2 separate regions of the Homo sapiens genome follow, and region 1 is linked to region 2. A link is a contact called in ENCODE Hi-C or POLR2A ChIA-PET data. All regions are on one chromosome and are shown on one strand. Each heading gives the region's core, a stretch centred on a gene start or an enhancer-like site at or near the end of the contact. The rest is flanking DNA. Distances are from core to core; before and after follow the strand shown. Region 1 holds the start of AOAH-IT1 (AOAH intronic transcript 1). Region 2 overlaps AOAH (acyloxyacyl hydrolase).

Region 1 (5,962 bases), core at 1,542-4,041, 91 kb before region 2:
TTTGAGTTTCTATTTCTCCTGCCACTACAAAGCAAAACTTTTCTCTGTGTTTTATCTTATTTTTCCCTACATCTTTCTGCTTACAATGTGTGTTTACTGTAGGATGAGAATATTCATTCTGCCAGACAAGACAAGAAAAACAAATAGAATGGATGAAACTCACAAGATATGTTTAGCAGAGATAGTGAGTAAGCAAGTGGCTTGCGAGATGCAGGCAGAATTTATGAGCTGTGTTGAGTCAGTAACCTGCAAAACACGTTGAAACTTACAAGAATGATATGGTTCTTTTCCACCCCACTCCCTCACCTTTTTCTCTGTCATCCGTGCAATGGCAACTCCAGACTTGGGAAACTGGATGAGGAACTAGGTTTCTGATTCTGTCTGGGACTGCTCTCCCTTTCACAGGAAGGAGTTAGACAAGAACTACGCAGGCATAGGCATACCCTCTGTAGCCTGGCACACTAAGGGAGGGGTAAATAATTCTGAAGTGTGCCAGCAAAGTAGAGAAAGGGCTTTGCTCTAGAAATCGGATGATCTGTCTTCTGCGTCTGGCTCTACAAATACAAAGAAGAAACACAAATCAAGAAAACTCCATGATTGGATCTGACACCACTGGAAATAAGTTCCATACCCCCGGCAACCCTCATTCTCGGTCAGGGGTGGGTGATGAACTTCTTGTCTTCAGTGGCGGAAGAGGGGATGTCGAGAGGAGGGGTAGGGTAGGTGGGAAAACGGCAGGCAATCCTGTCTTGGGAAGTGGGATCTCCATGTTGCTAACACTCTCCAAGCTCAGTTCTCTGTGGATTAATCTGAAGAAATGGGACTCAGCTACCTGGGAGATTCCTGGAATCCTTGCTGATATCTCAGAAACTAGTTAGTCTTGGAATCATCCCCATTAGGATTTCAGCTGGAGTGGACAGTGGCTGGTGCTGAATCACAACTGGGGCCAGGGTGAGTTTGTATTCCTCAGCGGGAGCCCTGGAAGGCCCAGGCAGACCAGGTCACTCGATGAACTTCAAAATATAGCAAACCTGTGCTTTCCTGGTTGAATGTTTTAGACTTCACTTCTGGTGTTAAGCCAAGGCTTTACTGTTATTAGTGTGCAAACTTGGGGAAGATGTATTTCAGTTTCAGTATCTCCAATGACTATAGAAATATCACCTTATTTACTTCAGCAAAACTGTGAGGAAGACCAAAAGACACAGTCAGAAGCAGGTTGACAAGTCAGAGCCCTACTATGTGAAGCATCATGTTTAGGGCAGACCACCTAGTGTCCCTTTCCAAGTGAACTGTCCCAGGTTTAAGAGGAGTGACATTTATTTGCCAGATAATAGAAAAGGTTTGAGCACACTAATAGAAGCCTTGGCATATTTTTTTTCCTTAGTAAATTTGGTAGATAAAAATGAAAAGTAGTGGCTATTAATAGCAAATGTTTTATAGACCCTAGCAAAAAGAGAATGTTTAAGTCCTATCACATTAAACACTAAAAGCCTTATTCACGCAACATTATATCCAAGATACTTCAGGCATTTGAGGCAGGAGGAATGCAAATTAAGATTTTCCTCATCAACTCCTGCTTATTCCTCTTGAGCATTTATGTTCTTAGGAAACTCGTTTTAAATGTACCTTAAATGTACATATGTGAAAAAGACTGAATATTTACCAAGAAAAATTTTCCAAACTTAAAGAGCGTGAGCAACCTAGTGAGTGTTAGATCACTACCGCATTGCTTCAAAATTTCTTCTGACCTTTATCAATGATAGATATTTATTTTTACAGCATAGTTGGCACATGTTTACTATTTTGTGTAATAGTTTCATTTAACGTTTCCCTGTGTGTGGGTATGTGTGTGTGTATTTCCATGCATCGAGAAAGCCCACTGGTTCCCATTTTTGATGGATATTTAGTAAATACAATAATTCGAATTTGGTAATATTTTAAGCCCTAATGTCAGCAAGCAATTGATGTTCTTAAAGCTTTGTTGTGTGGGAGAAAGAGAGTAATGACACCAATCCCTCATTCATCTGATTCTGCCAGTCTTCCAGCAAAGCAGGGAGTATCCTCAGTGCCTTTCCTTCACTGTTTACATTTGGGCTCTCTCCATCCTGCACTGCTGTGGACAATCTACACAGTATATTCCCTTTTCTATTACATGTACCTGCATTAGACCTGAATGGATTATTTTCAAACAGTACAAAGTCACTTGGAGGAATCTAAGTAACTGCTGTTGGAAAAAGATAAAAAATGTCATCACCAGTTAAATAAGCATTGTTTTATCCATTCCCCAGAATTAAAGTCTCAAAGCAGATGGGGGATTGTTACTTTACCAAAAAAAGAAAATAGCTCTTGGGTTGGTATTTTTAATAACGCTGGAGAGTTTCAAGGCCCGGGAATCAAAGACAAGGGCTACCTGCTTAGCGTTGGAACCATGGGTCTCCCAGTTCCGCTAGTTGGCTCCTCCTCCGTCTGTCCTGCAGTGGCGCTTGCAGAAGGTAAGCAGGGTTCCTCCTGCTTTCTGCCTCTCAGTCCCACCGTGCCACCACACTGCCTCCCATCTGCTCAGGTCCCCACCGCTCCCATTACCTTAGTGCCTTTCTTGTGGGAGCACCACATTATGCAACTTTCAGAGCCTTCCTTGGCTTTCACACACACTTTCCTGCCAGACTCCCATTTCTGTAGCCTCTGCTGCATGAATCTGTCCTACAAATAAATGTCTAACCTACTCATGATGCTTGGATGTGCTGTTTCCCAGATAACTTGCATTAAGCGAGAGTGGGGAAGAGAACTAATGCGGGGTTCCCCTTATGTGCCAGGCACTGAGACAGGAAAAACTTGCACAAATTGTTCAATTCAATTACACAACTCTGTGAGGCAGCCTTCCTCCCTCCTCTCCTCCCTCTCTCCCTTCTACAAACACTTTAGAGCAACTACCATGTATCAGATTGGATATTCCCTCTAATAAAGAACAAGTATTCACACCTCAGACAAACAGCAGCAAATTAAATGACCAACCCTTAACCCAGTGAGAGGCTCTGGGAGGGCCCCTCTTATGATGAGCACCTTCCCTTGTTGATTCAGGCCCCTGGAGGACTTCTGTGTTTTCTGTTGTTGAAAGAATCCCTTATGCAAGGCAGCGCAGGGCCCAGGACTGCTCTGGTCTGAACTCAGATATGTCTGGCCTGACATATCCCGGGGAAAGGCCCCCGGGAGACGGCGCACACCACTGCTTGGGATGACTTGCCAAGGTCATAGATCTGGTAAATAGTAGGGCTGGGATTTGAGCCCAGGTTCTGGTGGAACAAGAAAGGGAGAGGTGTAGAGCAGGCCGGGTCAGCACCATCCTCAGCTTCCCATAGCCCACTTGTATCTGGTCCTTGCTTTGCCCCCAAGCTGCCAAATCCCATAAAATCACAAAATGGGCCAAGCTGGGCTAGATAGTCCTTGAACGTGAGGCTTCCTGGTTGCCTGTTTAGGGGGCAGTCTCCCAGATACTGCTTTGGGTGAAAAGTTCTGAAGTCCACAGATGATTTGAGAGCTGCCGCCATCTTTTCCTTCTCTCTTTCTCTTGTATGGAGACCGTGTCTAATTTATGAAGAGTGCAGAATGAATATTTTGGGGAAAAATACTGAAACCATATGTGACCCTACACAGAAACCCCCACACACCCTACTCTTCTGCACCCAGGGCCTGTCTGGCCTGACATACCCAGGGGAAAGGCCCCCGGGAGATGGCGCACACCACTGCTCTGGAGGTCTGCCTTCCAGTGGGGTCTGGCAGAGGAAGTTCTGGGAGAATAGAGAGAGGATATATCATCTGGTTTCTGCCTCTGTCATCTCAGGCTTAACTAGATTAGGTAGCACAGTTCTCATAAACTAAGGCTTTAATATAGACAACTTCAAGAAAGTAATTTAACTCTGTGCATTTGATTTGTAAACCTTATAATCTCCCGTGTGTGAGATGAGTCTCATATTGAGGGAAAGTCCCTGTGGCCCTATGATTCATTATACACACAGAGGCACACAGAGGAAAAGAGGGAGGGAGAGGGGGGAAGGGGAGGGAGAGAGAGAGAAACATCAGGCACCAGACTGTGCTGGGCACTCTGTTGGACTCCATACCAGGCAGCTGTGGGCTCCTTCTTCATGGGACTCACCGTCTAGAGGAGCACAGACAATAAACACTTCCCATCTGGGTAACCTGGAAGTCTTTCCTTAATCCTTCTGTGCTTCAGTTTCATTACCAATAAAAATAGCTTAATAATAGTACCTATCTCATTGGGTGGTTGAGAGAATTAAAAAAGATAATCTATGCATGACGTTTAGACTTGTAAGAGCTCAATAAATGTTAGTAGCATTAAGGGCAGTCCAGAGTACTGTGTCAGCACATAGAAGGGACATCTGCCCCACATGTGGGGCTTTCAAGAAAGGAGTCTTGAAGGAAGTCTTATCTAACGTGTGAGTCCTGGAAGGCTAGGAAGAGAGAACCAAGCACAGAGGGGCCAGGGGGAAATAGTTCCAGTATTGCTAACACCGCATGCAAAACCTCAGGGCTAAATTCATCATATCATATCCAAAGGAGACCAACAAACACCAAGTATTACAGTTACACATTTTCATGTAACAGGTAATCCCCAAATTTAGTGACTTAAAATGTACTACACACCAGCAGATCAGTAGCAATAACTACTCAGCACCTGGTACGATGCTTATTCGATGCACATTCAACTTCAGCGAAATAAGTCACTTTCAGGGAAAAAGTAGAGCCTTTCCTCTTTGACCCTCTGCCAGTACAAAAGCTTATGGGGGCAGTGAATAAACAATCAAATAAAAAATTCTAGCAAAATATGACAAGTAAATACAAAGAGGACAAAATGGCAAATAACACTCCATGTTTCATCATTTTGCTTGAATGCAGCTCTTTTTATTTATTTATTTTTACCTTGTCAGCTCCTCTTAGTTTCTTTCTTTTCCTTTTCTATTATTTATTACTTAAGCTCTAACCCTATGATTTATTTATTCAATGAATGAGTCGAGGGATGCATTTCTCTCACTGCCGCATACCAAATGAGAACGCATTGTACAGTTAAACTCTTTCTACTGAATTCCCTTCCTTCCATTGTTTTTTTTTTTTTTCATCCCCTAGGGTGATTGAACTTTTTTTTAGATACATAAAAGCAAGAAAACAAGAGTATAAAATATCCTCCTCATATGCAGAGATAACCACAAATCAATTCTTTTCTAAGGCCATTGAAACAAATTCTTCCACAAACAGAAAAAAAAAAATTCCTCCAAGGGCCTGAAATGAGCACGAAGAGGTACACGTCCTCAAAGCTGACTCTTCTGATACCTTTGATTCTGTAAAAGTTTAGTCATTTCTACAACAGCCAGACTGCAATTTGTCTGGGATGTGGGTAGTTTTTCTTTTTTGGGGGTAATAACTGGAATTTGATACCAGAAGAAGTCCAAGGTCAAGTTACAGAGGGGAAAGTGGAGAAGACCTCACTGGGGCCACCTGCTCACCAGGACTGACCTGGGCTCTTGTTCCCCATGACCGTGATCATAAATGATGATCTCATTTTCTTTCTCTCCGCTCTTTCACTTTATACCAAGAGGCTGTCCCAAAACCTTGCCATTCCACCCCTCTGGGCATACACATCTGCTGGCCCTGGGTGACTGCAGCAACCTCTGGCCAGGGGCCCTGCTTCCTCACTCTCTTCCTACATCTTCAGTAGTGTTTCCCAGAATCTCACAGGGAGCTTCTTTAAAGTACAGATCCTGATTGGGTAGGTTTGTGGTGGGGCCCTAGTATCTCATTTTGAATAAGTGCCCTACCTGACTGCAATGACTGGCCATGTAGGGAAACCCTAATCTGCAGGCTACTGTAGCTATTCAATGTCATCCTCCACCACAAGGAACCTCCATGTCCCCAACCTCTCCTGACAGCCCTCCTCTCCCACCCCCGTCAA
Region 2 (5,942 bases), core at 526-3,025:
AGCAAGTGGTCATGATGTGCTGCTGCTCACAATCAAGGAAGAATATGGTGGAGACTGGGTTGTATGTTAGTCTGTTCATGCAGCTATAACAAAATACCTGAGACTGTGTAATTTCTAATAATAGAAATTCATTTCTCATAGTTTTGGAGGCTGGGAAATTTAAAATCAAGGCGCCAGCTGATTTGGTGTCTGGTGAGGGCTTGCTCTCTCCTTCATAGATGGCACCTTCTGCTGCATCCTCAAGTGGCTGAAGGGGCAGAAGTGCTGGAGCATTGTGTCCTCCCACGGCTTTGATGGGCCCCTGGTGAATAGAATATGATCTTTGTTCACAGGAAGCTCACAATGAACTTCCAAAAATCACATGAACTGGATGGTAAATACCAGTCAAAAGCTAGGGAAGATGTGATTTTGGAGAGACCATAACAGGCAGGAGAAGAGCTGGTGAGAGAAGAGGCACTCCCAAGAGAGAAAAAAGACTCGGTGGCCTGAAACAGCCTGGTATATTTCTCCATATGTTTCTCACTTTAATTAGCAGCAACTTTTCTCACTAATACCTAAAATAATATTCTTGCAATCAATGGCATAATAGACTTGATGAGATGCAAGAATTGAAAACCAACAATAGTTTGGTGCAGCAGGAATAGTGGGTGATCGTAGGGCATAAGGTGACCTTTCCTTGGAATTCGTCCTTGAGGAGTCTCCATTCCTATGACCCCAGTGATCATAAACCTTGGATGCTGTTTCCTTTCCCTGAAAATTCAACTCCATCATTAGCATTTGTTTTAATCCGTGGCTTAGAAGGATAAATGCAAAGCGAATGGGGCAGCTTGAAACCAGCCTGCTTCTTTGTACTTACACATATGGGCTTTTCTTCTGAATTTCACTCAGAGAAATCCCATCAAGGACTCTTATGACAGTTGTGGCTTCTCAGCACTGCTGGCTAAAATTGGAAAATCATTAGCTAGATAAAAAGAAGCAAAAAAAATTATCTGTCTCTGAACACTGGGTGAGTCTTACCGCTATCGTCACTTTGCCCAGTGAAGAGTTATGATGATCAAAAGGACCCTGCAGGAAAGGCCATAATGGGGTTTGAAATCATGAACACCCAGGTTGGGCTCAGCTCTGATCTGGAGTCCTGCTCATTCAGCCATCTCCGCCTGTCTCCAGTGGGCTCACCTCCCCTTCCAGTTGAATTGTTAATTTCAGGTGTGCAGTGAGATGTGTTCTGAATCCTTTAGCAGCAAAAATGGAGAAACTGACTTTTCTACAGTTTCTAATAAGAGGTTTCGCTTCCTTGACAGGCTAACGAATGTTTTTCCTGGGAGAGATGCACGGGCAGAGTAATTCCTCCCATTACAGACTATTCTCTGGCTGCTAATAAAAGACCTGGCTCTGTTAAAGTGAATTTGTCAGAGTTGCTGTTCATTTAGGAAGTGAGAAGAGGGGGCGAGAGCTATGCATTTTGCTCAGTGGTCACCATCTGAAATCTCACATATGGAAAATCTCTTCTCACCTGGTATCTGAAAATAATGAGTACAATAGAAACAGACACTCCTGGTAGCACAGGAAAAGAAGCAAATGGGCCCGAATAAAAACAGCTGCCAGAGGGATCACATCTGGCCACATACCTCAGGTAGACTGCAGACTGGGCCAAGGAATCCTTTTGATGTGAAACAGGCTCTTGAAACTCTAATTATAATCATATCTGTGCTGGCTGGAAATACAGCCAACTGCAGAGAGTGGTCTATTAGATTTCCCATTTGTCTGAAACCCACACTTTGCTGAAAAGCCTTGAAAGCACCTGGCAGTTGTCAGAGCCACAGTCAGCATGACTATACTTCCTTTTTGACCCTGAGTAGAAGCATGAATAATTCATCACATTGCTAGAGTGTACCTTACGGTTTTCAAAATGTTTTTTGCATATATTATTATCTCATTCAAACTTCACAACAACTCATAGATCTACGAATTATTACTCTCATTTTACAGATGAGCACATGGAGGCTGAGTGGATAAGTACCTTGCCAAGTATACAGCTAGTAACAGGGGAAATTGAGACTTGAACACAATATTTGGTGAAAAGAAAAGAAGAAAGAAAGGTGTAAAAATAATCACCTAAAATGTATCTTACTGCTGGCCTTGTTTCCCTAAGATGCTAGTTACTCAGAGAGCATGGCACACAACGCCGGTGTGAATCTCATTGCACCTTACCCTTTCTTTCTTCTGCTTCCTCATCTTAGAGTCTGGACATGGATAGAGAGAGACAAAGGAGGAGAAAGAGAATGGAAAGGAGGAAAAGGAAGGCTACCTAAGGTGCTCTGGTATAGTAGAGAGTAGAAGAATTGGGAGGTCAGAGAGACCTGGACTCAAATACCCCTTCTATTACTTATGAATTGGTGCATTTGGTAGGATTTTGGCACCCATGGAATGGAATAACAATGCCCCTTGTTTGGTATATTGGAAACAGCCACATAGTTTTTGCACTTCCTCCCATGAAGTGATGGTGTCTATATCCCAGCCCTTTGAATCTGGCCTTGTGACTTGCTTTGACCAGTATGTGAAGGAAGGGACAGTGTGTCAGATTGTAACTGAGTCCTCCAACAGCTTTTCAGCTTCCACTTTTGCCCTCTTTGACACTGCAGCTGTGAGCCTGAGCCAACCTGCTGGAAAGGCCCCATGACGGAAAACCGAGGTGCTTCAGCCAGCAGATCACCTAGATCATTCCAGATCACCCTGTCCCTGCCATTTCATCATCTACCAGCTGAGCGCAGCTGCAGGAGTGAGCCCCAGGAGACCAACTGAAGAATTATCCAACTGTGCCCAGCTCACAGAATATCTTGGGCTCATAAATGATGGTTGTGTAAGTGTGGGGTGGTTTGTAATACAGCAAAGGCTATCTGTACATCTGGCAAAAGTGTCATGAGGCTTACGTGATACCACACATAAAATGCACATGGTGCCTGGCATGGAGCAGGCATTTAGCAAACATTAGTTCCTCTCCCGTCTACTAAGGCCACCACAGGGAAGACACATCTTCTCCACGAACTCTTTGAAAAATAAAGGCACAGAAGCTCATCTTTGAAAAATATGTTGCATTATCAACAACATTTTTACTTTCATAGGGCTGAATCTTCTTTTATTGCAGACAACTAGTGTTTTCATTACATTTGAGTAGATTAGACTCTGTGGCCTAACCTAACTACTACTTGAAACATTTTTTTTTTATGAGAAAATGCTCAGTGGGTTCAAAATTGCCAACGTTGCCAAGAACATTGTCAACCAGAGAGGCACTGTTTTGGGCAATTAGTGGTGAAAACAAAGGCTTAGGGCATTGATAAGTGAGCAAAGCCCAAGCAAGGCGTGAGAAGAAATGAGCAGGCTGTGTTAAGAGACATAAGGTGACTGGTTTAGCTGATTTAGAAATATACTAAAAATGAAAGTGAAGATGTCAGGACACATTCATCCTGTCATTTATTCAACGTGTACTTTTCAGCACGTACTATGTGCCCAGAAGCTTGAAGAGACACATATGAATAAAAGAAGTCACAGACAGGTGGGGCAAACTGATATCTAAATAAACAATCCCAGAAACCCGTAAGTATTGTGATAGAGGAACCTGGTAGTGCTTTGGGGACACACTGGTGTAATCTCTCAGTGATAGCCTCTCAGAGGAGCTGAGTCTTAAGGGATAGGAGGAACTCATTCATCAGAAAAAGGAGAAAAAGCTTTCCTACTCTTAAAAAAGTGTAGGATTTTTTAAGAATTGGAGGTAAGAAATAGAAGAGTTGGCCAAGGCTAAAATTCAGAGTCAGTGGGAATGGAAGAGTGAGAGAGGTAGGAAGGGGCTAGATTGTGAAGCACCTTGAAGGCCATACTACAGACTATAGGCTTCAAGAAGTAGTCTAGAGTGCAGACTGTGAACTAATGGTTTTCAATGTTTTGCTCTGTATCTTCTAAAATAAATTTGAAAAACTACAAACTTACACATTTTAATGGATATCAAGAAATTATTAATGGATATCTATCTAGTTACAAAAGATATAAATTTGGACAGACTGTAAATATTACAGTGGAACTGTTACAGTAACCTTCTATGTGTATCCAAAGGTATCTAAATACTATAGTGACTTCTACCTAGTCTCATCCACTTAAAAATGAGACTTTAATCTTATTTCACACTGATTAATTTTGCATTGATAATTCCTCTTCTTGAATTGAAAAGCCCACCTCCTTGAATTCTTCTTCAACCACAGAATTTTATCCAAATTTAATGTATTTTTATAGTTGAAATTATTTTTTTGATCACACTATTGATCAATAAAGTATTAGTATTGATCTCAATACTAAAAACGTGTATAAAACTTAAAAATTTTAATTTCCTGTGATACTTCAAGTTTGGAGTCTGGATTGAGCTTTCTTTGTTAGTAAAATTAGCTTATCTAAGCAACAGATTGCCAATTTGATAAACTATTATTAGGCGATAAAGGTAAAATGTTATTGGAATTGCACCTCTTAATGACATTTTTGAGACTTTTTAATTGGTACCTATGTCTGTTGAGAAATACCACTTATTCATGTAAAGTGACAAAGTTCAGCATCACTTTTGTTCCTCTTTTTCATTGTTAAACACGTAAGTACTGAGAAACATGTTTACTTGAATAAATAGATCAGAATTGAAGGACCTTTGATATAGCAATGTCACAGAATTCTTTGAACTTCTTCTGAGGTAAATGCCAAACATGTTGGAGTGAACTATCATTGAACATTATTTTAAATGGTCTATAAACTGACAATTTCATTAAGTTCCCCTTCCATTTTACTGGAAGCAAAGAACTAGATACTACCTGACTTATAAAAATACGTTAAATCAATCATCTTTTACTTTCTCATTTTTTTGTGGGGGGAGTATGCAAAAAAATTTATCGCAGTTACTATTTTACTTAGCAAGACCCTGTGAAAGCCTAATGCACTCAGGGCCAGGTGTGGTGGCTCACGACTGTAATCCCAGTGCTTTGGGAGGCTGAGGCGGGCGGATCACCTGAGGTCAGGAGTCTGAGACCAGCCTGCCCAACATGGCAAAATCCTGTCCCTGTTAAAAATACAAAAAATTAGCCAGGTGTGGTGGCATGCACCTGTAATCCCAGCTACTTGGGAGGCTGAGGCAGAAGAATAGCTTGAACCTGGGAGGTGGAGGTTGCAGTGAGCCGAGATTGCACTCCAGTCTGGGTGACAAGAGCAAAACTCCATCTCAAAACAGAACAAAAAACCACTCAGAAATAACTGGATAATGAAAATATTGTCCTTTTCAATACACTTTTGTCTATACTATATTTTAAAAAAAATCCTTTATCTTAAGGTGTGCTTTATATACATTTTTGTCTAATGTTGGAGCTGAGATTTACTTCATTCAAGTTATAAAAAATGTCCTCTGTATAAACCAAAATGACAAATCCATATTTTATTATTAAAGAAATTAATCAATCGATTTTTTCTTTCAGAAGAATGTAACTTCATTTTTCAACTCACTTCAATATTTGCATTCTAAGGCCAATAGTTAGACATAAAAAGATATAGAGAATGGGATAGATGATAGAAAAATGAATGGATGAGTGGATGGATAGATTGATGGATGAATGGTTTCAAAGAGGATAGACAGATGATGGATGGAATGGATATATAGGTAAATAGATAGGGAGAGAGGGAGAGAAAGAGAGAGAGAAATAATTTTACACTCTGCCCAATATTATTCTGTCTTTATACACAAACCTACTTGCTAAGGTGGAAAGTTTTCAACTGACAACAAATGCTTACTACTGCCAAAATTTTCGCAATTGTTTCATTGACTGTCTATTTAACTGTTCAAATTTAGAAATATAACAAAAGAATAGAAGAAGATCCAAAGCCCACAAATGTATACCTAGACAATTTTGAAAGAAAATATA

Evidence for each region. Hi-C counts contacts between places; a loop is a spot of excess contacts on that map. ChIA-PET counts read pairs that join two places held with the same protein, here RNA polymerase II (POLR2A). Pooled maps may share reads with other maps.
Region 1: a pooled map shows a loop between it and region 2 (3-fold over the local background). The contact joins the promoter of AOAH-IT1 here to the enhancer-like site in region 2. A Hi-C loop is called at or near these places in 3 of 50 pooled maps. POLR2A ChIA-PET finds 5 or more read pairs at or near these places in 2 of 52 experiments (RWPE1 and activated T-cell).

Annotation. Positions count from the first base shown.
Region 1 is chr7:36,597,329-36,603,290 of GRCh38, forward strand. It overlaps AOAH-IT1 (AOAH intronic transcript 1), which reads right to left and starts at 2,792. Exons shown (of 3, transcript NR_046764.1): 1 at 2,415-2,792; 2 at 833-978; 3 at 506-554. All of the region lies in intron 11 of AOAH (acyloxyacyl hydrolase), which reads right to left.
Region 2 is chr7:36,689,241-36,695,182 of GRCh38, forward strand. All of the region lies in intron 1 of AOAH (acyloxyacyl hydrolase), which reads right to left. Among named protein-coding and RNA genes, the nearest start is that of AOAH, 32 kb to the right of the region's middle. Within about 2 kb of position 1,776, at least 2 of the 41 ENCODE cell types and tissues checked have a DNase peak (open chromatin) inside an H3K27ac peak, as active enhancers do.